Regions from separate parts of the Homo sapiens genome. Here all the other regions are linked to region 2. A link is a loop called in an ENCODE intact Hi-C map of the cell type or tissue named here. Cell type or tissue: dorsolateral prefrontal cortex. All regions are shown on one strand. Region 1 has its middle 8.0 kb from the start of TMEM132D. Region 2 has its middle 7.4 kb from the start of TMEM132C. Region 3 overlaps SLC15A4 (solute carrier family 15 member 4). Region 4 overlaps SLC15A4 (solute carrier family 15 member 4). Region 5 overlaps TMEM132C (transmembrane protein 132C). Region 6 overlaps TMEM132C (transmembrane protein 132C). Region 7 has its middle 29 kb from the start of LINC02418.

What was found. A loop is a pair of places that touch in the nucleus more often than their neighbours do. Peaks named below come from ENCODE experiments on the same cell type or tissue, not always from the same donor. Only the 100,000 strongest peaks of a DNase experiment are listed, where the experiment ranks them.
Region 1: a loop joins it to region 2, with 7 times the contacts of the local background. A loop is called at or near these places in 34 of 110 quality-filtered maps.
Region 3: it touches region 2 in a loop (3-fold over the local background); 2 of 110 quality-filtered maps call a loop at or near these places.
Region 4: it touches region 2 in a loop (4-fold over the local background); 3 of 110 quality-filtered maps call a loop at or near these places.
Region 5: it touches region 2 in a loop (9-fold over the local background); 36 of 110 quality-filtered maps call a loop at or near these places.
Region 6: it touches region 2 in a loop (18-fold over the local background); 3 of 110 quality-filtered maps call a loop at or near these places.
Region 7: a loop joins it to region 2, with 4 times the contacts of the local background. A loop is called at or near these places in 7 of 110 quality-filtered maps.

What each region holds. Positions count from the first base shown.
Region 1 is chr12:129,910,040-129,914,039 of GRCh38, forward strand. No RefSeq gene overlaps it. Among named protein-coding and RNA genes, the nearest start is that of TMEM132D, 8.0 kb to the left of the region's middle. In dorsolateral prefrontal cortex, CTCF peaks have their summits at 1,618 (motif pointing left) and 1,823; a DNase peak (open chromatin) is centred at 1,582; H3K27ac peaks cover 818 bases.
Region 2 is chr12:128,257,744-128,261,743 of GRCh38, forward strand. No RefSeq gene overlaps it. Among named protein-coding and RNA genes, the nearest start is that of TMEM132C, 7.4 kb to the right of the region's middle. RefSeq lists an enhancer at 1,471-1,972. In dorsolateral prefrontal cortex, CTCF peaks have their summits at 1,936 (motif pointing right) and 2,138; DNase peaks (open chromatin) are centred at 1,270 and 1,948; H3K4me3 peaks cover 807 bases; H3K27ac peaks cover 2,054 bases.
Region 3 is chr12:128,796,573-128,800,572 of GRCh38, forward strand. It overlaps SLC15A4 (solute carrier family 15 member 4), which reads right to left. Exons shown (of 8, transcript NM_145648.4): 7 at 2,687-2,845. Among named protein-coding and RNA genes, the nearest start is that of SLC15A4, 25 kb to the right of the region's middle. RefSeq lists enhancers at 592-1,791, 709-938, 932-1,226. In dorsolateral prefrontal cortex, a CTCF peak has its summit at 2,157 (motif pointing left); DNase peaks (open chromatin) are centred at 329 and 2,603; H3K4me3 peaks cover 504 bases; H3K27ac peaks cover 3,523 bases.
Region 4 is chr12:128,808,602-128,812,601 of GRCh38, forward strand. It overlaps SLC15A4 (solute carrier family 15 member 4), which reads right to left. Exons shown (of 8, transcript NM_145648.4): 3 at 1,342-1,510; 4 at 795-872; 5 at 187-355. Among named protein-coding and RNA genes, the nearest start is that of SLC15A4, 13 kb to the right of the region's middle. RefSeq lists enhancers at 2,201-2,300, 3,535-3,604. In dorsolateral prefrontal cortex, no CTCF peak of the experiment used is centred here; DNase peaks (open chromatin) are centred at 1,800 and 2,160; H3K4me3 peaks cover 1,568 bases; H3K27ac peaks cover 4,000 bases.
Region 5 is chr12:128,386,113-128,390,112 of GRCh38, forward strand. All of the region lies in intron 1 of TMEM132C (transmembrane protein 132C), which reads left to right. Among named protein-coding and RNA genes, the nearest start is that of MIR3612, 94 kb to the left of the region's middle. In dorsolateral prefrontal cortex, CTCF peaks have their summits at 1,859 (motif pointing left) and 2,058; DNase peaks (open chromatin) are centred at 1,869 and 2,676; H3K27ac peaks cover 2,062 bases.
Region 6 is chr12:128,541,560-128,545,559 of GRCh38, forward strand. TMEM132C (transmembrane protein 132C) reads left to right here. Exons shown (of 9, transcript NM_001136103.3): 3 at 2,398-2,544. Among named protein-coding and RNA genes, the nearest start is that of MIR3612, 250 kb to the left of the region's middle. RefSeq lists a silencer at 2,305-2,480. In dorsolateral prefrontal cortex, a CTCF peak has its summit at 2,138 (motif pointing left); a DNase peak (open chromatin) is centred at 2,169.
Region 7 is chr12:130,011,733-130,015,732 of GRCh38, forward strand. No RefSeq gene overlaps it. Among named protein-coding and RNA genes, the nearest start is that of LINC02418, 29 kb to the right of the region's middle. In dorsolateral prefrontal cortex, CTCF peaks have their summits at 2,428 (motif pointing left) and 2,629; DNase peaks (open chromatin) are centred at 2,409 and 2,879; H3K4me3 peaks cover 1,192 bases; H3K27ac peaks cover 473 bases.

The DNA.
Region 1 (4,000 bases), 1.7 Mb after region 2:
TGCAGCACGAGCCCGTAATGAGTCCATTTGACGTGCATCAAAAAGATCAATTTACTTCTCGGAGCTAAGCATCCAAACGATTTGATTTCTTTTGTCCGCTTAAAATCAATGTGTCTAATGGACTTGAAGGGCTGGGTTCTTAGATGACAGAGGCCTTTGTCAGGGAATCAATTAACCCATTGCAGAGATCTTCAGTTCAGACGTACACATCCCACGATTATTGTTGAAGAAAATAGCTCCTCTGCTACTGTACCAAAAAGGAAAATTAAAAAGTGTCTATGAAATGGATACACAGGGAGTTAATCCTGCCCTAGAGGAGCTCTTAGTGGCCAACAAGGGAAAGGGTTTATCCAGCAATTTGTTGAGTTTGCCAACATCAAAGAGAACGTAAACACGCAAGATGCTGTTGCTTGTCAATGTATACACCAGCTTCAAAGCTGAAGTCTGAGGATAGTGTCAATGGCCCAATTTAGACGTTATTAAAGGGTGCTTTGGGGAGTGAGCACATGAATTGAAATAAAAGGGTTGTGGCTACTTCTGGTTTAGAGGAACTCAATTTTTTCTCTTAATAAAAGCCCCCTAATTTCCTCAAGTAATTAACTTAATGTTCACTCCAATTTCTTTGTGAAAACTAACTTCGCTGAGCGGTGTGCCTTTCTTTGTGTGAGATTTCCATGGTAAGAGAGTAAAGGGCCACTTTTGTCCTCTTCCCTCCCCACAGATGAGCCAGTCCAAGTCGGAACGAAGAGACCCTGCCTCCACATAGCACAAACGTCTTTAAGAAGACTGCCTCTAACAATCTTTTTTTTTTTTTTTTTTTTTTTTTTTGATTCAGAGTCTCACTCTGTCACCCAGGCTGGAGTGCAGCGGTGCGATCTCAGCTCACTGCAACCTCCGCCTCCTGGGTTCAAGCAATTCTCCTGCCTCAGCTTCCCAAGTAACTGGGACTACAAGTGCCCGTGCCCACCACCACACCCAGCTAATTTTTGTATTTTTAGTAGAGACGGGGTTTCACCATGTTGGCCAGGCTGGTCTCCAACTCCTGACCTCAAGAGATCTGCCCGTCTCGGCCTCCCAAAGAGCTGGGATTACAGGCGTGAGCCACCGCGCCCAGCCTGCATCTAACAATTCTTACATGCCAGTGTTTGATTTTGTCAGAAAGCCTGTGTTGGCTTGGTGTTGAAACGGATCTGCTTGGGATTACTCCCTTGGGATGAAATATGGCCAGTTCTCTGTCAACAAATGTTTGACTCATCACAGGAGAGATTCCAGTCTCAAAAAAAGTGACTGAGGACAATAGTGAGCTCTCTGGGTCTGGAAATAAACGCAGCAGCAGGAGGGTATTCTTCTGTATTTGGCTTACAAGGTAATTTTAAATTACCCCAAATAGTAGAATATGTGACACCAGATTGATGGTATTTGACACTAGATTATTATTTTAACAGGTCAGAAAGGTTGAGGGGGGCACCTGGAGATTGGATCCTAAAACATTTTCTTGTGCACAGCCAGGGAGAGCAGCCGTGCCTGGCAGTGGGACCCACACACAGCTGGCAGCAGACCTGGCGCGCTCAGGCGCCCTGCTTGTGGCATCAGTGGACCTGCAGTGACCCCTAGTGCTCCAGAGGTGGCAGCTCAGGACAACTATTTCTTCCTCCAAGAACAAACGCATTGACATCTCCCTTCATACCCAACATGCACACGTTGTCAGGTCTTCATGGGTGAAATTATATTTTTAAAAACTGGCAATGAGTCTTATCATCCCAAATTAATAAATAACATGGCCAAGCTCACACGCTTTCATTCAGGAAATCCTGCAATTCGGTGTCTACAGCTATTATCTTGCACCCTCCATGCTGCCTAAAATATAAATTATCTTGCAATTGACTTAAAAATTGAAACATGAGAATTTATATCATATACATTCTTGAGTCAAACTTCAGTCATTCTTTAAAATCTGCCAAACAACTGATCACTTTCCAGTGAGTACAGCCACCCAACACTGAGATTTTATAATGTTGGTTATTCACATGGATCGTTTCCAGACTAGAGGCTGCCAGCAGGATCCTCCACTTTTCCCTTGTCCTCCATCACCACCCTACTGTCTTAGACTGCTCAGGCTTCTATAACAAAAATACCGTGGCTGGACGGCTTTAAAAAAAACAGACTTTAATTTATCACTTCTGGAGCCTAGAAGTCCAAGATCAAAGTGCCAGAAGATGCAGTGGCTGGTGAGGACCTGCTTCCTGGCCCGTCGATGGCACCTTCTCCTTGCCATAACCTCACACGGTGGGAGAGGAGAGACCAGGGGGCTCCTGGACCTCTGCTTTCCTGACTTAATCACCTCCCAAAGCCCCATCCTCCTGACACCATCACACTGGGGCTTAAGATTCCCACAGATGAATTCTGGGGATACATAGTTTATAGCAACTGCTTTCCAAGATAAAATGAGTCACTGGAAGAAAAGCAAAAATACTGATTCCTTCAGTGTTGCATAAGAAAAAAGAAAAAGAGAAAGAAAGAGAGAGAGGAAGACGGAACAAAGGAAGGAAGGAAGGAAGGAAGGGAAGGAGGGATGGGATAGAGGGAGGGAGGGAGAGAGGGAGGGAAGAGAGGAAGGGAGCGAGGGAGGGAGGGAAGGAAGGAAGCAGTGGGGAAGAGTCAGGGAGCACGCTATGTCTTGCCCTGGAAGAACATGATTTTGCGTGTGAGTTAGAGACAAGAGGGTTTGTAAGAAATTCGGAATCATGCCAGTATTGTGGAGAATCTTAGGGTTGGAGCATCCCAGCCATCACCTAATACAATCTTCTCACATTAGAGCTGAGGAAAAAAAAAACTGAAAGAGGAAAGTCATAGACACAGTTATTGTTGCCTTTTAAAAACACTGCCATAAGGATACAATAATTTAGAAAATAAAAATCCAGCCAGGTACAGTGGCCCATATCTGTAAACCCAGCACTTTGGGAGGCCAAGGTGGGAGAATTGCTTGAGTCCAGGATTTTAAGACCAGCCTGGACAACCTAGTGAGACCCTATCTCCACAAACAAAAAAAGGAAGGGAAATTATCTGGGTGTGGTGGTACACGCCTGCAGTCCTAGCTACTCTGGAGGGCGAGGCAGGTGGATCGCTTGAGTCCAAGAGTTCAAGACCAGCCTAGGCAACATAGTGAGACCCCATCTCTAAAACAATAATAATAATAATAATAATAATAAGCAAAAGTAGCTGTGTGTGGTGGTACATTCCTGTAGTCCTAGCTACTTGAGAGGCTGAGGCAGAATGATTGCTTGAGGCCAGTCGTTCAAGGCTGCAATGAGCAATGATTTACTACACTCCATCCTGGGTGAGAGAGTGAGACCCTGTCTCAAAAAAAAAAAAAATCTAACAAGAAAACACTTCTCATTGCCAAAACTGGCCTCTCCTAGTCAATATTTTCAGTTTGATCTGAAAGTGGCTATTCATGAGTATCCTTGGCTGTTTCTCAGGGACTGTTTCAAGTGAACTAAACTCCAAGCTGTTTAGGTTTGTTTTTCTCTTCTCTTTTCTTTTCCTTTTAATCTGGAACTCCTGAACTGGGACCACTTTGGAAATAACTTCTATAAAATCCATTATGAAAAATCTGTGCTTAAAACACATGTATTTATCAGATATTTCAAAATGCTTTCTAAAATTAGCCTTCAAAAAATGACAATTTAGCTAAATATTCCTTGCTAACAAAACTAGTGTTCATCACATATGTGCCTACCTTGAGTGGATGCCTATTAATAAATTGCAGATGCTCTGATCATCCACCTTCTCGTGCTGGATGAAACCCACTGTGTTTCAAATGCAAAACAGTGCAGTAGCTGAAGATTAATCTAGAGGTGGCACCTAAATCGGACCAAGTGCAGAAGATTAGTCTAGAGGTGGCACCTAAGTCGGACCAAGCGCAGCACTGTCTGAGGACCTTTGAACCTGGAAGGAATGAGAATCTCGCTTTGGATATCTGGAATATATGATGCGAAAC
Region 2 (4,000 bases):
AAGGTCTCATCCTTACAAGGTGGGAGGTGACCGTCTTACTATCATTTTAATTTGTGTCTCTCTGATAATTAGTAATGCTAAGCGTTTTTTCGTAAATCAGTTGGCCATTTGAGAAATGTTTATTTAAGTCCTTTGCCCATTCTTCTGGCTTTTGAATGCCAAGTAATTTTGGATTCTGCCTTGCAAATGACAAATGTTATACTTCTGACTGTTTTAAAATTTTGAATTCCATGCAGACTCTATTTTGTTGTATTCATCAATAAAGTGTTAACTGAATTTTTTTTTTTTTTTTTTTTTTTTTTGGCTAGTAATGACTTGGTTGGATTCACACTACAAAACGTCTCTTGGGGTTCAGCTTAAATCAGCTCAGTCCTTTTATCTTTAGCTATGCTGCTTAATCTTCCCCATGCTCCCGGGGTTCATGCGTCATCCAAAAATGTGGGCAAAGTTAATACAAGCAATTGGGGGTCTTTCTTTCTGGCTCTTTCCTTTGTTGGATTTCCCCCTCTGCATTCCAGTAGCAGTGATTGCTACAGATTTTGCTGTCTGGTTCTTCAGTTTAGAAAGAGTGAGTTTCGGCAGGGCGCGGAGGCTCACGCTTGTAATACCAATACTTTGGGAGGCTAAGGCAGGTGGATTGCTTGAGGTCAGGAGTTCAAGACCAGCCTGGCCAATATGGCGAAACCCTGTGTCTACTAAAAATACAAAAATTAGCTGGGCATGGTGTTGCGCGCCTGTAATCCTAGATACTCAGGAGGCTGCGGCACAAGAATTGCTTGAAACTGGGAGACGGAGGTTGCAGTAAGCCAAGATTGCATCACTGCACTCCAGCTTGGGCAACAGAGCGAGACTCCATCTCAAAAAATAAAAAATAAAAAAAAGAAAGAGTGAGTTTCTACAGGAGTGTCAGTTGTCACTTGCAGCAATGATTTTGGCCTGTTTTTAGGGGAAATGCCACCAAAACAGGAAAGTCACTCCACGCCTCTCCTTCCAAATGTCAACTTACCTCCAGAAGCTCCTGTTTTCCTTCACTTTTCATGGCCTTCTGGAAGTCTTTGCGGTGTTGTTGATGTGTTTGTGTTACTCTTTTTGTTTTGTATCTTATTCAGAATTTATGATTGTTACCTACGTGAAGATCCATCCAGCAGGCGTTGACTTGGTCATGCCGAAAGCTCAACTCCTTCAAACACTTTTTGAACAGTACCCCTTTCATCTTCCTGCTCTGGTAGCTGGAGACTCCCGCCTCCCTGGATCTCCTGCGAGTTCCAATTTGTTCCCCTGAAATAGACTGAAAGCTCAGCTTGTCCTGAATCCCATGCCAGAGCCTCAGGGAAGCTGGTCAGTAATTTCTGCTTATCCTCCGACTCCCTCTTCTGGCTCTTATAGCTCTAGCTTCTCCCACAATTATATAAGATCTCATTCCTAAAAATAGATTCCTATTCCTAGTGGTTCTGTTTCCCTCACTGAACCTTGATTGAGTTCCATTTGAGTTCCATCCATAAGTAGAATGGCAACCTAAACAATTTATGCTTAATGCTTTTTGTAGTGAGCAGGAGGCAACAATTTCACGCCTTCCTTCCACCAACCTTGGTCCTGCTCCCAGCTGGGCTGAGCTGTAATCTCTTGGATGCTCCATAAAGATCAAACGGCTGTCTCCTGAGCTGTATCGAGGGCACAGCTTTAAGTAGGCATCACTATTTGCTGAACATATCAAAGATGGGCTGCCCCAGGAGGTATCACAACTTTTACTTACAAGTCAGAGGTAAAGAAGCCAGTAGTGACCATTATTGCCTCTTGAGAACAAAGACATTCATTAGTGTGAAATGCTGCTGAATGTAGCGACACTCTTTTGATTTGTTTGCCACTTAGACCCCCAAATCTGAGCTTTTCTTTTTTCTCTGCTAGCAACAAATGCTAGTCAGGACCACCAGGGAGCGCTGTTTACTCTATAACCATTCCCAGGCTGCGTGTGGGTCTGGAGCTGAGATATTTCGCACATAAATTAATGGAATTGGCATTCCATTGTTCCAAGTGTCAAAACAACACAATTTTGGCAGATTTCCATTTGAAGCTCAATCTTTTTTAACAAGCCATCAGAGAGTCTTAAAGAGAGTTAAAAGCAATGCAGTGGGTCTTTCTATGAAGTGCCTTTGGTTACCTGGATTGTCTGCCCTGAGAAAGGTGGTTGAAAGCAGCTAATCACACATAAAAGTCACCATTGTCCTCCTTCCCAGAACCTGGCTGGATCTGCTGTGAATCACAAGTAATCCCATAGTTTAGGATTTGGATCATGGTCGGCCAGAAGGGGCTTTTTAAAGGTAGTTTAATATTGGAATTGAATTCTGTGTGCATTTCGTAGCGTGGATGAGTTTGAATTATTTTCTATTAACAATTCCACATTTAGGTCCTTGTGAATAAGGACTACAAAATTGAGAAAATAAATCCAAAGACTTAGGGGTGGAGAGGGTGAAATCGATATGACAGCAGAACCCAGCCCAATTCAATCCCAACATGTTGGAGCTGGTTTAATCTGCATCTTCTGGCTGGTGGTTATGGGAACTGACTGGCTATAACAACTTCCATTCTTGTTTATGGGCTGTCCTGCATACTGTCTCATTCTTTCTGCCAGAAAGACCTGTCTTTCTTTCCTTGCATCTCCACTATTAATCTCCCACTGTTCCTGATGCCTGTGATCAAACATCATGAAATTTCTTCAGCCATATTTATTGAGTGCTGGATATGGTCTAGGCTCTGTACTTATTTCTGGTGATGTGGCCCTGGGACAAAAGACTTTGCTGAGGGGATAATATTTGCAAGGAGAGGGACATGATAGGAAAAGTATTTCAGGAAGAGAGAGTGGCAAGTACAAGGACTGTGGAGGGAGAGAACTGGGCAGAGCCAGCAGAGGGAACAGGATAATTAGTATAAGTGGGGGCAGGTGGGCCGTGAAATCATTTTTTATCTTCTCTAGGCCTTTAAAACATTTAATGTGTGCCTATTTTCTGATGTTGATTTGAGATATTTGTGCATGCATATTATCCTGCCTAATGGGCTGTCAGAGGGCAGGCACCCTGCCTATAAGTAATTCACTCAACAGTTACTATTGAACTGAAGAATGCATAGACACAGAGTGGGTCTTATTCCTGCAAGACCTGATCATCCACAAGGAACAGGAATGCAGCTGAGTGAGTGGGCATGCAATGAATTTGAATGCCTGGGTGTTCCAATGAGGATGGATTATTATGTGAAGGTGCTGTAACAAATAATCCAAACTTTCAGAGGCATACAACAGCAAACATTCACTTCTCATTCCCTTTTTTTTGTGTCCACTGCAGGTTGGCAGGGGTCTGTGCCCATTAACGTCACTTAGGGACTCAGTTGATGGAGCAGCTACTAACTAGACCAAAGCCAGTCATTGCACCTGCCCACTCCAAATACTGGGTTCGGTGAGGAGTGTGCATTAAATAGCCATTATTAACTGACTGCAGGACGAATTCTCCAGTCTCAAGGTTCTTCTGGAATGACAGAATGCACTGAATATGCTTGTGATTGCTTTATGCTGAGAAGCAGGAAAGAGTTTAATGTCAGTGAAATTTTCAAATAAATATAGTTTGGATAATATGATTTTGCATAAGTAGATAGGGAGCAGAATAGGGTAATTATTTAGGAGTTGTTACTCAAAAGTGGCCCACTGACTCACAACATCAAGATCACCTGGAGGCTTGGGAGAAATGCAGAGGAGAAGGCCCCACCCCTAGCACCTAAATCAGAAGTTGCATTTTAACAAGTTCCCTTGGTCACGTGTATACACAGGAAAGTCTGAGAATTGTCTATTTAGAGCAAGGAGTCTATGGTGGGAGAGTTGAGTTTGAATACCAGCTCTGCCAATTAGTTGTTCCGTGACATTGGGTAAGTCTCCTAAACTCTGTATCTCAATTTTCTCATGTGTAAGTGGGGTTAATAACAAAAGTAATGTCATAGGACTGTTGTGAGGATTAAA
Region 3 (4,000 bases), 540 kb after region 2:
GAATTCTACCAGACTAAAGCTTTATTTTTTCAACAGATGTTTTACACTATTCGTTCAACCCTTACGACCTACCAGGCTCTGTCCTGGGCACTCAGTGGAAATGCAAACCCCAGCTTCCTGGAGCCTGGCACTAGCTGTCACTGCTGTCCCAACACTGGCATTTGACGCTACTGAGACGAGGTTGTCATCAAAATATAAACGACATCATTTTATGTGCCTATTTTGAAATACGAGTCTCCCCAAATGTACCAGTCACTGAAAACTTCCCGAGCTAAAGCTGGCAGGCCACGTGAACTGAAGGCTGAGGCCACATGAACTGAAGGCTGCGCGGCCCTGCGGGAGTGGAGGTGCGGTCCAAGCCCGCAGGCAGACACACCACGCCTCGTCAGGGTCTGTCTCAGGGTGGCATTACACAGGGTATTCGGAAACGCCTAAGTCGCCTGGGAGAAAACCTGCCGTGCATTCCTGGGCCTCTTCACAGACAGAAGGATAATTACACAGGAAGATGGCAAACACTAGGGTTTTGACATTTGACAAGACAGACTCTTGGGTCCCCAAGGAATGAGCGCACCCGCCCCCCAGGCTCACAGGCAGGGCAGGTATTCACAACAGCCCCACACTGCCAACATCTGGGCACCCACCGACAACAGCATGGATAAATGCCTCGTGACGGCTCGTACGAAGGAGCAGTACTCAGAAGTACAGGGGAGATGCTCACAGACAGAAGTGCTAAGTGAAAGGAGACAGCCACAGCCCAGCACAGGACAGGCGAGGGTAACCTGTGGGGACCAACGCTGGAATAGAACAGGTTTACCTTCTGAGGGGGGCAGTAAACTAAGGAGAGAGGCAAGGAGGGCTTCCAAAAGTTCCTCCACTGAGATCCAGACTGCAAACACAGCAAGCTGTGCTTAAGATTAGAGACCTTTACTATGGTATGCACGTTCTCCCCAGCTTAAATAACACTAATAAAAGGAGCCTGCTGGGAGGTCGGTAAGAAAAACACAATGTAACAAAACTCTGGGGACTCTCCCTTCACAGTGCTGTGACTTTACAGAAAGCTATTTCCTGTGTCGGTCACGAGATGGTGAGGTAGGGCCAGGGATAAGGGTGGCACAGACACCCCCGGAACCTGGCCTGAGAGCTGCTGCTCCTTCCAAGGCCACACAAATTCAGGGAGAACTCTCTCTGAGGAGCGGGCTTCCTGTGGATTTCCCATGTCACAGCCTTTATTTCTCTACCCAGGACGCCAAGGGCTGCTCGACAGATGAGCTCCAACTCTCCTTACTGGTGTGAACCAAGGAGGCTGCCATGCAGCCAGGGGGCACAGCCTGGGGGCTGCTGGCAAACACGCCTCCTTCATGAAACATTTCCCATTCTTGAAAACAACAGACAGATCCTGGCCCATCCCCAGCACACACGCCCTGAGAGCACCAATGCAGGGGAAGTCCACAAACAACCTGTCAGACAGAAATGATGAATGAAAGGTCAACTCTGAGATGTGAAATTAAATTAAGAATGAGGATTAAATGACTAGAAAGCAACGAGAATGACCAGCCAATCCTTTATGACACATTTAAAGATAAAACAAAAACCAAGAACCAGAATCTTCGTCTTCAGAACTATGGACTTTGGTCTTTCTTTGAAGGAAGTCTGTCCCATGTACCACAAGAGGATCTTATTCCTCGGGCTGTTCATCTTCAGGAGAAGGTGGGAATGAAACACCAGCCCCAAATCCACATGTCCTCCTCAGAGCAAGCAGCCCTGAGCTGGCCATGGAGGTGGCACCCACAGCCAGAAAACATCAGTGACAAGTGTCCATGGGACATTGGTGGCTTGGAGTTCTGGGCTTTACATTAGGACTCCACAGGCCTATACTCATGGAAGGGCTCTGGGAATTCTGCAATTTCTGCAGAAAAGTCCCTAAACGTTCACCAGATTCTCAAGGGGATTTGTAACCTAAAAGTGGCTAAGTACTACCGGACCAGAGCAAATGCCACATGATTATACAAGAAAAAGTAACAAGGTTGTTTCTGTAGATAAAATATTTTTACAAAGGAAAAGAAAGAAGAAACCTTCGCTTGCTGGGTCCATTTAAAGGCATCGTAAACCTGGAGAAAGCAAAACTCAGCTTTTATGAGTGGTTCTGTTCAACACTCAAGATGCCACCTACTGGTATTAATTGTAAAAACCCATTATGATTGATCACAAGTAATATGTTTATTTTTAAAAGTAACTTACTATCTATCTTGTCTTTTTCGTATCAGAAAAGGTGCTGTTAGGAAAAGAAAACGAAAGTACACCACCAAGTTAAAGAAAGGGAAGCTTGGGGTACAGATTCAGCTGCCTCACGAAGACTGAGCTGGACGGGCGTGGAGAAGGTGCTTGTCTGTCAAGGACGTCCCCGTAAGGAGCGGTGGCTGCAGCAGCTGCTCGCTGGGCTGTGGCCAGGGCAGGCTTGGCCCCTGGGATGAGAAGAGAGGCCTGCTTGTCTCCTGAAAACCGTTCATGATGTAAGGAAACACAGTGATGCAAGCAGCACAGAGCAGTGCTGTGGAAGGAGCGGTGGACAGGCAGCTCGGGACAGGCCATCCACGTGAAAACACCTCCGCTCACTCAGCCATCTCCTGAGTGCCTGCGCCTCCCCCTCACTGGCTATTTTCAAAAGGGACAGGATGCTGGCTCTTACCAAAGTCTGTGTGACTGCTCATCCATCCGATGGCTTTGATAGACACCAGTGCCAGCAGTCCAGAACCCACGAACGACCCGACGCCAGAGAAGAAAAAGAACAAGCCCATTATGGCACTCTGCATGGACTTGGGGGCAGCTGAGTATGCAAATTCCAGGCCTGAGGAAAGAAAAGGGAGGGTCGTTTTTGTGAAAGGGGCACTTTAACACATGGGATCAAAGCTTTCACCTAATATAGCAGAGGAAGCGTGGGGTCTCCTAGGGACTGAGTCCTGCAGACAGGCACAACCTCTTTTCTATTAGGAGGACGATGCTTACTAGCGACCAAGAATCAATGGCTATGGGCCAACTGTTCATTCTCCTAGCCATTAGGATAATTCCTAATAAATTCAATGAGCAGAAAGTTAAACTCCTTGCTCTCAAGCTTAAAGGTAATGTGATTTGTTGGCTCTTAGACTTTTGTGTTCCTTAAAGAGATTAGAGAAAAAATTTTCCTATATTGTCAAGGAATGGGAGTTTGAAAACAAAGTACACACACTAAACTGGGAAATCTACATAAGGATTCTATTTCAGAGGCAATATACTTTATCTTTTTTTTGTTGAGACGGAGTTTTGCTCTTGTTGCCCAGGCTGGAGTGCAATGGCAGGATCTTGGCTCACCGCAACTTCCGCCTCCCTGGTTCAAGCGATTCTCCTGCCTCAGCCTCCCGAGTAGCTGGGATTACAGGTGCGTGCCACCATGCCTGGCTAATTTTTTGTATTTTTAGTAGAGACAGGGATTCACCATGTTGGCCAGGCTGGTCTCGAACTCCTGACCTCAGGTGATCCACCCGCCTCGGATTCCTAAAGTGCTGGGGTTACAGGTATGAGCCACCGTGACAAGGGCAATAGACTTCAAAACTATTTTGGCAGGCCCATCTATAAATTTAGATTTTTATAACTAGACACGGAGATTTGTAGTGTATTCTAAATAGAAGTCCATTCCGTTGTGATTTATTCCCTTTACAAATTCATTAGCCAATTCTGGATGAGTTTTCTACAGTGAAAACCACCACTGACTACTACCCACACATCCATCCACCTCTGCATATCACTCATCTTCTCTTCTCTCTCACTCTCAGCAGCCGGACAGATCTGCCCAGAATACACTTGTTCAACCACTGCAGGATCTCACTAATAGGAAAAGGGAGGCCTGTGAGAACACGTTTCTAAAAATTAGATCTGCTTCTTTACGTACATCTAAACGAAGCGCACTGAGAGCTGTGAGCTCAGCCCAGCCACCACGGCAGCATGGCCGAGGGCTCCGCTGGGAACT
Region 4 (4,000 bases), 550 kb after region 2:
TCCTTAGGAAAATAATCTTAAACTTTAAAATAAAGGATTAGTGCTGTAAAATAACTGATACACATCCTCTTTTACAGACATGCACTTCCTGAACAACCTGGGGCACGACTGCGTGTGAGCACTATATTCTGAATCCACAACTGCTGCAGTCGGGCCTGAGGAGGAACGGAGCAGAATGCCTCTTACCTGCAGCAAAGGCCGAGCACATGACAAAGAACATGCCCACGGCGATCCTCTTCAGGGAGGATGGGAGCAGGCCATGTCTTCTCAAAATGGGATCGACCAGTTTGTCCTTCAGAGGGATGAGCAGGAGGATGAGCACAGCATCAAACATGGTCAGCCAGGCTGCAGGGAGCTGGGGTGAAACACAGGAGGAGGCGTTTACTCCCCGCAATACAGGCCATCACCTGTCTAGAGAACCAACGTCTCAATGGGAGAAATGCACGTAAAGAACAGTTCCTCTCCACAAGGTACAACCTCTTCAGTTTAGAGACAACGGAACTGGGAAAAGATTTCTTTCCAAATGAATCTGCATTTGCTTTTCTGTGTTTTGAGGGGAAAATAATCAGGTGAAAAATACTAAGTAATGTTGAATTGATGTTAGTCAACCTAATCTAGCAAATGATACAACCAATGAAAAAATATTCTCTAAAATAAGTAAAAACTCTATTTCAATAACAATGCTTTTGTGTCGGTGCTGTTAACATTTATAAAAGATTTACAGTTGGTAGAAGGAATCCATTTATTACATAAGTCCAAAATAACAATGTTCAGATCATTACAATTGTTCTTACCGTGTGAGGAGTGGTTGTAATATTTGAAATTTCTGGAATCCTCAAATGAAGACTCTGTAAAACATATGTTGTCTGCATCTAGGTATAAAAAACAGTATCATTATATGTGGACCAACTGTGCTCTCAAACACTCTAAGCATCCTGCCCCTCCCCTAAGCTAGACTCAGATGCGACACACAGTGACTCCCAGAAATAGACAATGGCTCAAGTTTGAAAACAGACAGGTCAATGATTTGGTCATCGTAAAGTCCTCTGGAGATCAATTTTGAAAAAGAATGGCCAGTTATCCAAAGGAGAAATTACATTAACAAGAGGGGCCTGAAAAACCAGAAGCGTACCTGTTCTCAGCTTCTTTTTCAGAGAGGCTTTAGACATAGTTAAAGCAGCCAAAATGACTCCATAACTAAAACCAAAAATTCCAAGATTCTGTAGACTCATGGGAAAAAAAATCACCTAGTCCTACCTACTTTAGAAATGGCCAAAACAAGTGCTAGGGTAAGACTTCATAGGAAGATAAAGGAAATTAAACCTGTTTGTCACCACTCACTTGGAAATACACTGTCCAGTAAGGTATCAAAGCCAAGAAAACAGGGACAATCTTGACCAGAGCTTTCACATCTTCCACTTTCTCTTCTGTAAATGGCCCACCATGAGACATCTTACATGAATCAAACAGACTTTGTTTAGAAGATTGCTGAAAGACTCCAATGCCTTCACTTTGGGAAATAAAATGAAGGAATTAGTTTTCTTCCCCTCCCAGCAATCAATTATTTGGTCACAAATTAAGTTTGGAGGTAAGAAACCAGCTCACTGTATTGAATCTGCTTCAACTCATTCCATCACTTACTAATTGTACACACCCAACACAGCTACCTAAATTATTTCTAAATGTCACAGAATGTACTGAAACAGCTGACAAAGGGACTTTCTAGTCAAAGTGAAACTGGGCTACTGTAATTTTGGCGTGGCTGGAAGATCTGTGATGACAGTGTGAACCACGGCTGAGCTGAGAGCCCCAGCGCAGCTGCCAGCTCGGCAATCTCCGTGTGGGGAGAGTCTGCAGCTCTACGTGACACTGGGAGGGACACTAGCTATGCCACTGGATAGCATATGAAAAAATGCACTGGATTGTGTGAATTTTTAATCAGCTAATTTATCAAACATCAAGACCTGACAGCCAATACCCATGCTGTTAATAAAACCCTGCTGGTTTAAACTGAGTCACTGGCAGGACTGAGGCAGGCTTCTATTCTCGGAGGAAAGCTGTCAGCTCTTGGATTAAGGAAGAGCTGTTGGGGGAGGGCGGTGCTGGTGGTGATGAGAGGAGGATGTCCCTGGCTCTGTCCCCTGACAGTAGGAAACAGGGAGTGCCCAGTGCACCGCGTCCCATGTGCTCCCTCATTAACCATGTGGTGTTAAAACTCTTCAGGGCCCTATTGCACAGAGGAAGATGCCGGGGCACAGAGAGTGTGAAGGGTGCCTGAGGTATGGCCAGGACTTGGACCCAGGCAGTCTTGGCTTTACAGCCTGAGGCCCTGACCCCTGCAGGACACCACTGTCCCTCCACTCCCTGCCACTGCCCTCACATCTGCCGGTCACAGCAGGAACATGGACCTGGCATCCCCAGCTCTTGTACTAACGAGTTTCACTTCCTTGCTCTGGGCCTGCTTCATTATTTAGAAAATGAACAGGCCCCACTAGACAGCTCCGCACTCTCTCCCAGCTCCAAAACACTCTAATGGGGAACGGGCTCCAAGGATCTCAGGGGTAAAATGGGAAAACAAAGTGCACACTATTCTCTAAAGCCAGAAGTACCAGGAGAGAGTTAATTCCCAATAAGATTGTGTTTAACTGTGGGAAGCCAACAGAAATGGCACCTGTCAGCCTTCTAGTTTATTAACTCATGTCCCATTTTACTATGGTGCCAGTATTTTAAATTCTTTATCTTATAAAGTCAACATTTTAAGTCTGGACATTCAGAGTGGGGAAAAATAGAAGCGCTGAAAACTATAACTGAATATTTTAGCCAAATTTTGGACAAGAAAACTAAGTTCGATTCAACAAATACTGATCGAGTACCTGCTGTAGGCCCTGCATTGCTCTACCTGGGGGCTAAAGGGGAGGGCTCCTGTCCTTACGGACTTAGTCTAGTGGGGGAAAATAATCAAAAACAAAAACACCCAAAAGTGAAAATAAATTCCAAAGACATTATAAATACTTTCACTCGAAAACATTAACTTCTTCAAGTACTACTTTTTTTCAAAAAGGAAATTAAAGTCCTTTTGTACCTAATGCAGATACTATCAGTGGTTTACCACATCATATTAAATACCTTTCACTAAAAACATTTAAATAACAAATAAACCCATTTTCACACAAAGAATCATTCACACAGGTTACTGGTTATATTACTTTCGCTTTATGTAATTAAAATATTTAAAAGCTGTGAAATCAACATGCATCTGAAGCTTTACTGGGTTACACATATTGTTAGGTGCACTATTTTGCAACATACAAGGGTCCAACACGAAGCCACGGTCACAAGTGACACCCGAACACCCACAAGAGCCCTCTGCTCCTCCCACACAAGTTGACGAGCTCCAGTTTCAGGACGCCTGTGCCTGAGTCTCTGTGAAGGCCGCATGTAGGTGTGTGTATTCTCCAGGAAAAGAGTCCACTGGTTCTCACGGATTCCCAAAGAAGTATGTATCTCAAAAAGCTGTAGAACCATTTCTACTCTGGTCTGATGAGTTGAACAAATACGCCTTCATTTCTCATTTAATATCAAGCACTATATTATCTTCAAAACACAGATCAACCTGGATTGAAACTGAGATTGGGCCAGATGAAATTAAGTGTCACAACTGTAAAAATGTTGGGTATGTCATGCTTCCTCAGGCTTTGGAGGCCCAACTTTTTTTTTTTATTTTATTTTTTCGTTTTTGAGACGGAGTCTCGCTACCTTCCAGGCTGGAGTGCAGTGGTGTGATCGCGGCTCACTGCAAGCTCCGCCTCCCGGGTTCACGCCATTCTCCTGCCTCAGCCCCCCATGTAACTGGCACTACAGGCACCCGCCACCACGCCCGGCTAATTTTTTGTATTTTTAGTAGACGGGGTTTCACGTATTCGCCAGGATGGTCTCGATCTCCTGACCTCGTGATCCGCCCGCCTCGGCCTCCCAAAGTGCTGGGATTACGGGCTTGAGC
Region 5 (4,000 bases), 130 kb after region 2:
ATGGGCAGAAAGTGCCTCCCCATCAGAACTCTGAAAGCCACTCCTTAGCCAGATGTGTTTTCATCAGAGGTGGCCTTTTATTCATTTGCTCCTGCCCACGTACCCCTCTCAGAATGTTCATTTATGACCCATCCAGCAGACCTGACAGGTGGGCCTCTGAAAGTGGCACCGTTTCTCTCTTTCGCCAACATTTAACCCTCTATTTTCTAGACTGATGGAAGGGCCAACGCTTGCCTTTGAACCACAGGGGAGACACCCTGATTTTCCCCCTCCAGGGGCACAGGCACAGAGGTGGCTGTCCCTGCAGAAACTTCCCTCCACATTTTCCCTTTCCGTTGGGCTTCCCCAAATCCTCATCCCTCCTTCCACAAACCCAGACCCTGCCTGGTCTCATGGTTGTGGAGAATTAACTCAGGGGCAAGAAGGCTGGATAAGGAGATAAGTGAGGAAATAAGAGAAATAAAAATAGAAATGCCACAGCAGGGATCTCGTGGCAGTACCCACTCTGGGCTGGGATTGTTCTACACGTGTGACAGGCGTTAAGTCCTCCCATCTTCTTGATAACACTGTGAAGTAGGTTTCATTCTTATCCCCCATCTTTTAGATGAGGACATTGAGGCAGAGAAAGGGGACACATTTGCTTTACATTCGCTCTGCTAGATCAGGTCCTGATGCGTAGTAGATGCTCAGTATTTGTTGAGTGAATGAAGATGTGATTGATAAAACTGGAAATGGGAACAGTGTGGTGGCTCACACCTGTGATCCCAGTACCTTGGGAGGCTGAGGCGGGAGAATCCCTTGAAGCCAGGAGTTTGAGACCAACCCGGGCAACGTAGTGAGACCCACATCTCTACAAAAAATAAAAATACATTAAAAAATTAACCAGACATGGTTGATGCACATCTGTGGTCCCTGCTACTTGGGAAGCTAAAGCAGAAGGATTGCTTGAGCCTAGGAGTTCGAGGCTGCAGTGAGCCGTGAATGTACCACTGTACTGCAGCCTGGGTAACAGAGCAAGACTCTGCCTCAAAAAAAAAAAAAAAAAAAAAGAAACTAAAAACTGGGAATGGGAATGCAGTGGGTTGTGCTGTGCAAAGCTCTCAGCAAAGCCCCAATTCGGGAACCCGCAGGACAAGTAAGCATGTGTGCATGCTGTCCTGAGCTGAGCCTTACCTCTAGCAGGGATGCTGGCGTGGAGGTTGCCCCAGATCTGGGGCTTCTGCACCAGGAGGTGTGGATGCCTCTGGTTGGCTGTCCACCTGGAGCACCAGGCTTGGGAAACCTGTGCCTGGGAGGGAACCGCACACCCAGTGCTTTGCCCTGCAAGGCTTTGAGTAACTGAGTTCCATTGTAGACTCCTCCGGCAATTCTAAGGAACCAAATTGTTCTCAATTCATTATGATGAAAAACAAAAATCAGCTGGGCACGGTGGCTCACACCTGTAATCCTAGCACTTTGGGAGGCCGAGGCGGGTGGATCACGAGGTCAGGAGTTCAAGACCAGCCTGGCTGACACGATGAAACCCCGTCTCTGCTAAAAATACAAAAATTAGCTGGGCATGGTGGTGGGGGCCTGTAATCTCAGCTACTGTGGAGGCCGAGGCAGGAGAATCACTTGAACCCAGGAGGCAGAGGTTGCAGTGCAGAGATCACACCATTGCACTCCAGCCTGGGCAACAGAGTGAGAATCTGTCTAAAAAGAAAGACAAAAATCACGGAGGCAATTTTTGTGTGTGGAGACGTGGGTGTTTGTGCAGGCCAGCTGCCCGTGCAGGCGGGAGTCGCCCTGCCTGGCTCCAGGAACCCCAGACCCAGCTTGCTCCTGGGCAGCCGTGCCCGGCCGTCACCTGTGCCCTTCCCCGCCCTCTGGTGGCAGAGCTTAGAAATGTCCACTGGCTCCTTGGCCGGCAGGTTCCTGTATGGGTCTGACTTAGTCCCAAGAGGCCAGGGCTTCTATTTCACCCAGGGGATCCCTCCACTTCCAAGAGCCCGAGCCCAGGAAAAGCGTCTGGGCCAGTGGCTTCCTCTTCTGGGATCCGTGGTGTCAGTGTGGAGAGAGGAAGAGGCTTTTCTTGGGCTGGCGTGGCCAACCCAGAGAATACAGGGCCAGGCAGGGCTGGAATGCCAGGGCGGCCAGGTGGGGCCTCTGGTGATCCGAAGACCCAAGGGACGGCCCCTCCCTGACTCCAGCCGATGGCTGCCAGGCAGCGAATCCAGCCTGCTGTTGCCCCAAATCTTAACTTTTCTAAAGAAACTAAGAATCTCAGTTTTTATGTGCTGTCTCTAATTTTAAAGAAGTGGCATCTTCCCTCCCTCTCTTCTTCCCCTTGTCTCTTCTCTCTTCCCTCTCTCCCTGCCTCTCTGTCATTCTTTTAACTGCTGTGTGTGCAATAAACTGTCTGAGGGCCAGTGAGGCCCCCTGGGCCTAGAGTTTGAGACTGCTTCCCTGGAGAAGGTGTCGCTGAGTCTGAGCTCCGCAGCCTCTGACCAGCTTGGACCAGCACTGGGCTGGGAGCATGTGTTCCGGGTGAGAGAGGGCCCCGCAGGCCCTGCCATCACCTTGCTGTGGGGGCCACCCCAAAGAGGTACAATCATCCTCCAAGGAGGCTTGGGCCGTGTGCTCTGTGCAGCTGACGCCGGCTGGCTTCACTCCTTCCCTCCACTTCCGGGCGCTGATTTTGTGTTGTTTATTTCGGTTGCCCTAGTTTTGATGCAATAACGGGGAGGATCTTGTTTCCACTTCTTAACAGAGTGTTGGTTTCACACGTAGCTTGAGGAAAACAGTGGCAGCTGGCTAAACACATACCAGATACTGAATTCACAGGAGGCTGCTCCAAAAGAAGTCTGTGCGGGCAACAGAAGACCGTGACAGTTTGTATTTTGCCAGACTCTGTGGCTACCTTCACACCCTGCAAGAGTCCCCCTGGGAGAGACAAAGACCAGAGACCCTGGCGAGATGCAGAAATGAGTCCGGGGTACCCAGGGGGTTGGCAGCCTGAGCTCCAAGCGGTGCTAACTCCTTTACTTTGTTCCTACTTCATTCATTCATTCATTCATTCCATACTTAGTAAGCACGCCCAAATTCCAGATACTGATCTGGGCACTGGGGACAAACAAGATAAAGTCCCTCTTTCCTGGGCTGCCCAGTCTAGTAGGAAAAGAGAGACACTAAGCAAAGAAAACAGCAAAAAACAAAGATCATTTTGGAGATAGCAGGAGGAGCCATGAAGACAGTGCAGTGGAGGTGGATGGGGACAGACGGGGACAGATAGGGATGGGGTGAGAGCTGCTTCCGCTGGGACGGTCAGGAAGTAGGCTTCTGTCAGAGCACATCATCTTTCTCCAGAGAGCTCAACACCACCCAACACCGCATGCCTGCATTCTGTTTTCTCCCACCAGAACATAGGTACCATGCTAGCAGGAACTCTGCTTTATTCACAGCCACCCAGAACAGAGCCTGGCACATAGTAGGTGCTCAGCCAATGTGTTGATCATGGAGGGAGCACTTGCATCATGAAAAGCCTCCATGAGGATTTGGGGAAGAGCATCCAAGAAGAGGACATGGCCAGCCCTGTGCCTCTGAGTTGGCATAAACATTCCATGCTGGTCTATGTGGCCAAAGGCAGGGGCACACTGAGTAGGGGGCATTGGATGAATCCAGGTAGACACAGGCCAATTAAGGCCCAGCCCTCACCGCATTAAGAAGCTTAGATTTTATTCAAAGAGAAGCTGCTGAAGGGTTAAGTTTTCTTTTCTGTTTTGTATTGTTTCATTGTGTTTTGTGTGTGGCAAGGTCTTGTTCTGTCACCCATGCTGACGTGCAGTGGCGCAATCATAGCTCACTAAAGCATTGAATTCCTGGGCTCAAGCAATCTTCCCACCCCAGTCTCCTGAGTATCTGGGCTACTGGCATGCCCCACCATGCCAAGCTAATTTTTTCACGGAGATGGGGTCTTGCTCTTTTGCCCAGGCTGATCTCAAATGCATGGGCTCAAGTGATC
Region 6 (4,000 bases), 280 kb after region 2:
GGAGCTGTATGCCAGGAAACAGGGATGAGTACCAGATCTTTATTTCAGCATATCACGGTCTTTATATCACGTAGAGACTTTTCTTAGTGTCTAACAATTCCTGTTTGCTGGTTCATATAAAGGAGGGGGACTAAAAGGCTGTGAGAGGCTCAGAGCCCCTCAACTGCACTTGCTGACTTCAGGCTTCACTGCAGGGCATCTGGCTGGCTGTTTGGAGAGGCCATAGTGTCAATGCCTGTTGCATTTTGGTCTTAGGATGGTATCACCCTCTGGAATCCAGTGTTTCTCCTGGAGGGTGAAGATGCAGTCTAGGGGGACCCGCCTGCGAATCTCAGCATTCAGCACACATGGGGTTGTGGGGTCCCTCTGTATTCGGTGTGGCACCCCCAGGCACCCCCAGTTCCCCACTCGCCCTGATACCCATACCCAATGTGAAGTCCTGGCATCACCTGGGCATAAAAAGGGGAGTTTAATTGGCTGCTTCCTAAACAGACTTGTAGCCAACCCTCTTTATTTCAGTCCTCATTCACTCCGATTTTGTAACTGTTATCACAAACTCCTGAGTCTGGGGGGCTCTTTGGTAGAAACTGTGTTGGTTGTTGACTCTGCTCACTGACAGCTTGAAGCTCCATTTTGAAGTTCTGCTGACTTGTTTTATCCACTGAACTCCCAGTTTCCAGTTTCCCAAATCTGTTGCTGCGGCTGCATTTCCTCTTCCGGTCATGGGATTATGCCTTTTATTTTATTATTATTATAATTATCTTGAGTTGGAGCCTTGCTCTGTTGCCCAGGCTGGAGTGCAGTGGCACGATCTCAGCTCGCTGCAACCTCCGCCTCCCAGGTTCAAGTGACCCTCCTGCCTAAACCTCCCGAGTAGCTGGGACTAAAGGCATGCACCACCATGCCGGGTTAAGTTTTGTATTTTTCGTAGAGACAAGGTTTCACCACGTTGGCCAAGCTAATCTCCAACTCCTGAGCTCAAGTGATCTGCCCAGCTCAGCCTCCTAAACTGCTGGGATTGGCCGGACGCAGTGGCTGACACCTGTAATCCCAGCACTTTAGGAGGCCAAGGCGGGTGGATCACAAGGTCAGGATATTGAGACCATCCTGGCCAGCATGGTGAAACCCAATCTCTACTAAAATACAAAAAAAGTAGCCGGGCGTGGTGGCAGGTGCCTGTAGTCCCAGCTACTCGGCAGGCTGAGGCAGGGGAATTGCTTGAACCCAGGAGGCGGAGGTTGCAATGAGCCAAGATTGCACCACTGTACTCCAGCCTAGCGACAGAACAATACTTCGATGCAAAAAAAAAAAAAAAAAAAAAAATGTGCTGGGATTATAGGCGTGAGCCACTGTGCCATGAGCCACTGTGCCCAACTGTCTTATGCCTTTTAAAACAGTCCCTTTGCTCTCCTGTGAGTGGGATGAAGGAAAACGGTATGAGTAGATGTGTGTGCTCAAGCTGCTACTTGTCTCGTCCGTTTATTGATAAGGAAAGTGAAATTGAGGCTGGCTAAGTGGTGTGATCAAAACAACAGCAGCTTTAGGAGGAGCTCTTTGCCTTTTTGTTGCTTTGTTTTTTGGTCCCTGACTTAATGTATCTTTGTTAAGTGTGTGCCAGGCAAGTCACGTTAAGCAGGTTGGGGACTTCCCTGGAGTGATGTGACAATCGCTAACATTTATTAAGTGTGTATTGTATGCCTGGCGCTGCTCTTGTTCTAATCTCTTTACATCTATTTAATCATTACAGCAGCTTTATAATGGGAGCTACTATGATCCTGCTCTTTCTTACAGAGGAGGGAGGTGAGGCATGAAGTTATGCCTTGTCCAAATTTGCACCGCTAGGAAGTGGTGAAACTGGGGTATGAACCCAGGACCGGCTTTCCTAGTAGTATTGACACTGTGGGCCCAGTGGCTCTGTGTGGTGGGGCTTTCAAGTGGGTTGCAGGCTGTTTAGCTACGTTCCTCCTTTCTCCTCACTTCCCTACTGGATAACAACACCCCCCACACACACAGCCATGACAACTACAAGTATCTCCAGACATTGCCAAATGTCTCTGGCAGGGCGCAGAGCCCCCTGAGTGAGGAGACGGACCCAGGCAGGCTGAGTGCATGCCTTGACAGCTCTGCCCTGCCACCTCCTGGTCTGGTGAATTCCAGGGGTCCTTTTTCCTCCCCCTCAGAACCGGACAGCAAGGTCTGTGACTGCCTTATCCACAGGCAGATCCCGCTCGCCCTGCCCTGGCATCACCACCACTGGGCAGCTTTGCCTCTCACTAGATATGAAAAAAGTGGAAAAGCAAAACAGAAACTAAAGGTGACAACTCTGCAGAGCTGGGCACGTTGGAAAGGCCAAGCCTTAACCCTGTCTCTCTCTCTCTCCCATCTTCATCCCCACAGAGCCAAGGTGAAGAAGGGGGTGAACATCCTGAGTGCTCAGACCCGTGAGCCCCGGCAGTGGGGCGTCAAGCAGGAGGTGGGCAGCGGCGGAAAGCACGTGACGGCCACCGTGGCCTGCCAGCGCCTGGGGCCCAGCCCACGCAACAGGTAAGCGGTGCCCTCCCTGCAAGCGTGTGTGGTTCCTGGTCCCGGGCCCAGGCCGGCTGGTGCGTAAGAGCCTTGACTTGGACTCGCGTGAGCGGCTGCTCAGAGGAGCTATTGAACCCACCACGTGGAAATCTGGAGGCATTGATATCCATGCAGGACCCTCTGCCTCTGCAGCAGGGCGGGGTGGGGCGCTCGCTCTGCAGCGCTGCGGGGTCAGCTTTGGAGCCGGGTGAGCTCATCTCTGCTCTGATAGGGCTTGTGCATCCTCCACACCTGAACTGACTTTCTGGGGGCCTTGCCCTGCCTACATTATCAGAAGATGCTCGGTTACAAAGTACTCATTTTTTCATGAAGGGGAAGATTGAGTTTTCAGTGAGAAGGAATTTAAGGAAAGGTGGTGACAGTCAGTGGCAATAATGGAGAAGCACCTGCTATGTGAGATTCACTGTAGACATCCTGGATGATTTTTTAAAATAATTGTTTTCTGGTTATAAAAGCAATTCAGACTCATTTTAGAATATGAGGAAAGCACAATTATAGCGGGGGGAATCATGTGCCAATATCCTTCCTACTCAAGGGTAACCCACTGATAGCATGTTGGTTCATTTCCTTCCAGGGTGTTATACCTGTGTAAGGCTAATGTATGCTAAATATATTTAGTTTACAAATTTGGGATCATCAAATACGTACAGATTTTAAGGACACTACAATTTTCACTTGTATTGGAAACATTTTCTCTTGACATTAAATATTCCTCAAAAACATTCTTAATAGCTTTATAATATTCATCAGACGGATTTAACGTAACAGAAACAACCAACCATGCCTGTATTTTACCATTTAGGTTGATTCCAAGTTGTTTCTAAATTTCAACTTTTATTTTAGATTCAGGGGGTACATGTGCAGGTTTGTTACGTTTATATGTTGCCTGAGGCTGAGGTTTGGGGCATGAATGATCCCATCACCCAAGTGGTGAACAGAGCACCGAATAGGTCGTTTTTCAGCCCTTTATTCCCTCCCTCTCCCCGGCTCTAGGGGTCCCCAGTGTCTGTTGTTCCCATCTTTATAACCACATGTACCCACTGCTTAGCTCCCACTTATAAGTGAGAACATGGAGTATTTGGTTTTCTGTTCCTCCATTAATTTGCTTAGGATAATGGCCTCCAGCTGCATCTGTGTTGCTGCAAAGGGTATGATTTTGTTCTTTTTTATGGCTGTGTAGTAGTCTATGGTGGATGTATACCAGATTTTCTTGATCCAGTTCACTGTGGATGTGTTGATTCTGTGTCTTTGCTATTGTGAACAGTGCTGCAATGAACACATGAGTGCGTGTGTCTTTTTGGTAGAACAGTCTATTTCCTTTGGGTATATACCCAGTAATGGGATTGCTGGGTTGGATGGTAGTTCTGAGTTCTTTGAGAAATCTCCAAACTACTTTCCACTGTGATCGAACTAA
Region 7 (4,000 bases), 1.8 Mb after region 2:
GAGAGAGCAGGAGGAGGCAACATCCACTTTAAAACAAGCAGGTCTCTCATGACCACTCACTCACTATTGAGAACAGCAGGGGAGAAGTCCACCCCTTTAATTCAATCACCTGCCAGCAGGCCCCTCCGCTAACACAGGGGATTACAACTCAACAGGAGCTTTGGGTGGAGACACAGAGCCAAACCGTATCACCTTGGCTGGAATTTTGTGGTAGAAGTGTAAGAAGAACCCATTAAAGAAAAGAAATTGGGTAGAGGCTAAGGCAGAAATGCTGAGGTCTAACACAACTGTCCTGCCCCATCCACCATGAGCCCCGCCGGCAGTGCCTCTTCCTGGCCCCCACTGGTGTTTCCCTCTTACTGTGAAATGGGCTGAGGTATCTAGGAATCTGTCTTTTCTCTACTTTCTCTCCTCTTGCCAGCTTTGCCATCCAGGGGCCCCTGTGTGTGCTGCGGATGTGAGTTGGAAAGCGCGTGACTATGGTGAGGCGCCTTTGAAACGTAGGGGCCTGTTGGTTACAGAAGCTGGTCCCTCCGTGCCCACACCAGGGTTGCTCTGCGTCCCACAGTACACACAAAGGGCCCCTGTATGGGTGAGTTTTCCAGCAGGCTCTAACAGGACATGCACAATTGGTTTATAAAAACCCTCAACTTCTACAGACACCGCTCTCATGCCCGTGTGTTTAAAGTGATACGTCCTGTTTGAAAGTACTCTTCCAAGGGGGGAGAGCAGTTTTGTAGGAAGTGAACCATGCAGCGGTGGGCTCAAAGCTCAGGGTCCTCCAGCCTCAGGCTTCCTCTTGGGAACATGGCATGACGCCTGTATCAGGCAGGGTTCTCCAGAGAAATAGAACCCACAGGCGGCGAATGTGTGTGTGAGTTTGTGTGAATGTGTGTGTGTGTGTATGTGAAAGTGTGTGTTTGTGTCAGTGTGTGTGACTGTGTGTGTGAGAATGTGTGAGAGTGTATGAGTGTGTGAGAGCGAGTGTGTGAGTGTGAGAGTGAGTGTGTGTGAGTGTGACAGCGTGAGTGTGTCTGAGTTTGTGAGTGTGTGTTGTGAGAGTGTATGTGAGAGTGTGTGTGAGTGTGTGTGTGTGTTCGGGGGAAGAAAGATATAATGATAATGATGATAGATTAGATAGATGGATCAACAGATACAGGTATAGGGAGGTAGGTAGATAATAGACGGATAGAGATATATAGGTAGGTGGGTAGATAGATGATAGAGGAATAGGTAGATAGATAATAGACAGAGGTATAGGTAGGATAGGTAGGTAGATTAGATAGAGCTATCGATCGAGAGACAGGTAGATAGATAGACAGGTGGATAGGTAATTGATGAATAGATGATAGACGGAGATAAATGGCTAAGTGAAGAGAGATTTTAAGGAACTGGTTCCTGACTGTGGAGGCCTTCTTGTAGTGGTGACTTGCAGGGGACGCCAGCAGGCTAAAAACCCAGGCAGAATTTCTATGTTATAATCTTGAGGCAGAATTTCTTCTTTAAAACGTAGGGGCCTGTTTGTTACAGCAGCTTGTCCTTCTATACCCACTCAAGGGGCTGCCTCTGTGCCCCATAATAGACACAAAGGGCTGGTGCACAGGTGAATTTTCCAGCAGTCGCTAACAAACGGTGCATGCACAATTTATTTTGTAAAATCCTAAACTTCTACAAAAATCCCTTTAATGCCCGTGCGTTTAAAGTGGTCTGTCCTCCGTTTCTTCTCTAACAGATTGGGAGAGGCTCGTTCACATTACAAGGGTAACCTCCTTTACTTAAAGTCAACTGATTATAAATATTAATCACATCTGCAAAATATCTTCACATCTAAATAGTATTGGGCCAACAACCAGGCACCACAGACTCGCGAAGTTAACGTGCAAAATCGACTACCCTTATACACTCCATAGCACTGTCAGTTCCTAAGATTGGCTGTGGTGCAAACTATGCAAAAATTAATAAGTATCAAAACTTGACATTTTCTCCAGTCGGCTTCAAGGCGGAGCAAGTCAGACTAGGACGTGATTTACAGCCTGGGAAGTCTTCCGTGGAAACACCGGGCTTTCTGTGCATGAGGTCAGGGCCAGGACGGGCACGCGGGTAGAAGATCATCTTGAGCGTTCTAGACTCTGACAGACGGTCCTTGTGTCCTTGGCTCTGCTGGTCCTGAAATAAACTGCTTGGGACGGGGGCTGGGAGTGGCAGGATTAGGGGAGAGGAAATTAAAGAGAGAAGGAAGAGGATGGTGCCTTGAAGGACAAGGACAGGTCAAGGTCAAGCCAAAGCAGGGAAGCCTCCGGAAAGAGGGCAAGGAGAGTGGCGGGGTGCGAGCGGGGCGCTGCGGAGGAGGCTGCAGCGGCAGCGGTGCGGGCAGGAGCTCTGATGCGATGCGATGCGATGCGATGCTGCCCCCCTGTGTCCTTCGACGATATTGCTGCGGGAAGCTTTCTGTGCTCAAGACCTCGTCCATCCCTCCATCAGCTCAGACCTTCTCTGCGAATAGCTCTCCGGGTGGTAAAGAGATGCATCACATTTAAAACTTCGAGACGTCCTGGATTCACTTAGAAAGATGGGAAGAGGCTCACGCCTGTAATCCCAGAACTTTGGGAGGCTGAGATGGGAAGATTGCTTGAAGCCGGGAGTTCAAGATAAATGCGAAGATCCCACAAAACTGGGAGCATCCCACATGTGGAGATAGCTAGACTGCCTGTTTAGATGGGGCACCGCTTCCCGTTCACCCCCGCCCTCCCCGCTCCCTAGGCACGCTGGAGGGTAACACCTGGGATCCCCCGGCCTAAGGGCAACACACAATTCAGGTTAATTTCACCCATCAGAAATTAGGAATTCAGTAACAACTCAAGCCAAGGAGAGAGAGGATGCCAGGTGGCGCTGTTACGTCCTTCTCGTGCCACGAACCCCAGCCACCCTTAGACTGAGCTGGCGTTTACACAGCGACGGGCTCTTAAAATCAAAGTCACTTCATCAACACTGCAATCCTGCGAGGTGTGTCATAAGGAGCCCTTTCTCCAGATGTCAACAGTAGAGCTCAGACACGACCCCTAACATGCCCTAGACCACGCACCCCAATGACCTAAGCTGAAGCCAGCCTGTCACCAGTCACCCTCCACCTCTGCGTCACCTGTCACTGGAGACCAGCCCTGTCTGACAGAAACACAACGCGAGCCACATACATGATGCTAAATTTTCCAGCAGCCACATTTTAAAAAGTAAAGAGAGGCAGGTGAAATTAACCTGAATTGTGTTGTCCTTAGCCCAGGAGATCCCAGGTGTTACCCTCCAGCGTGCCTAGGGAGCGGGGAGGGCGGGGGTGAAAGGGGGGCAGTGCCCCATCTAAACAGGCAGCTGCTTCTCTGTCTCCACATATGGGATGGGAGGGCCCAGTTTTGTGGGATCTTCCCATTTTTCTTGAAGTCCTGGCCTCAAGCAGTCTTCCCACCTCAGCCTCCCAAAGTGCTGGGATTACAGGCATGAGCCTCTTTCCATCTTTCTTTCCCTTTTTTTTTTTTTTTTTTTTTTTTTTTCGTGAGAGGGAGTCTCACTCTGTTGCCCAAGGCTGGAGTGCAGTGGCATGACCTCGGCTCACTGCAACCTCTACCTCCTGGGTTCAAGCAATTCTCCTGCTTCAGCATCCCGAGTAGCTGGGATTACAGGCATGCGCCACCACACCTGGCTAATTTTTGTAGTTTTAGTAGAGATGGGGTGTCACCATATTGGCCAGGCTGGTCTTGAACTCCTGACCTCGTGATCTGTCTGCCTCATCCTCCCAAAGTGCTGGGATTATAGGCGAGAGCCACAGCACCTGGCCACCTCTTCCCGTCTTTCTAAATGAATCTGGGACGTCTCGAAGTTTTAAATGTTATGAATGAATTCCAATTTTTCTCAAATCCTAGACAGACCAAACAAGCTGTGTGCGTGTTGGTTTTGGCCTCTGGCCTGCCAATTTGCAATCTCTGTAGTGCAGTAACATCCCTGGAAAGGG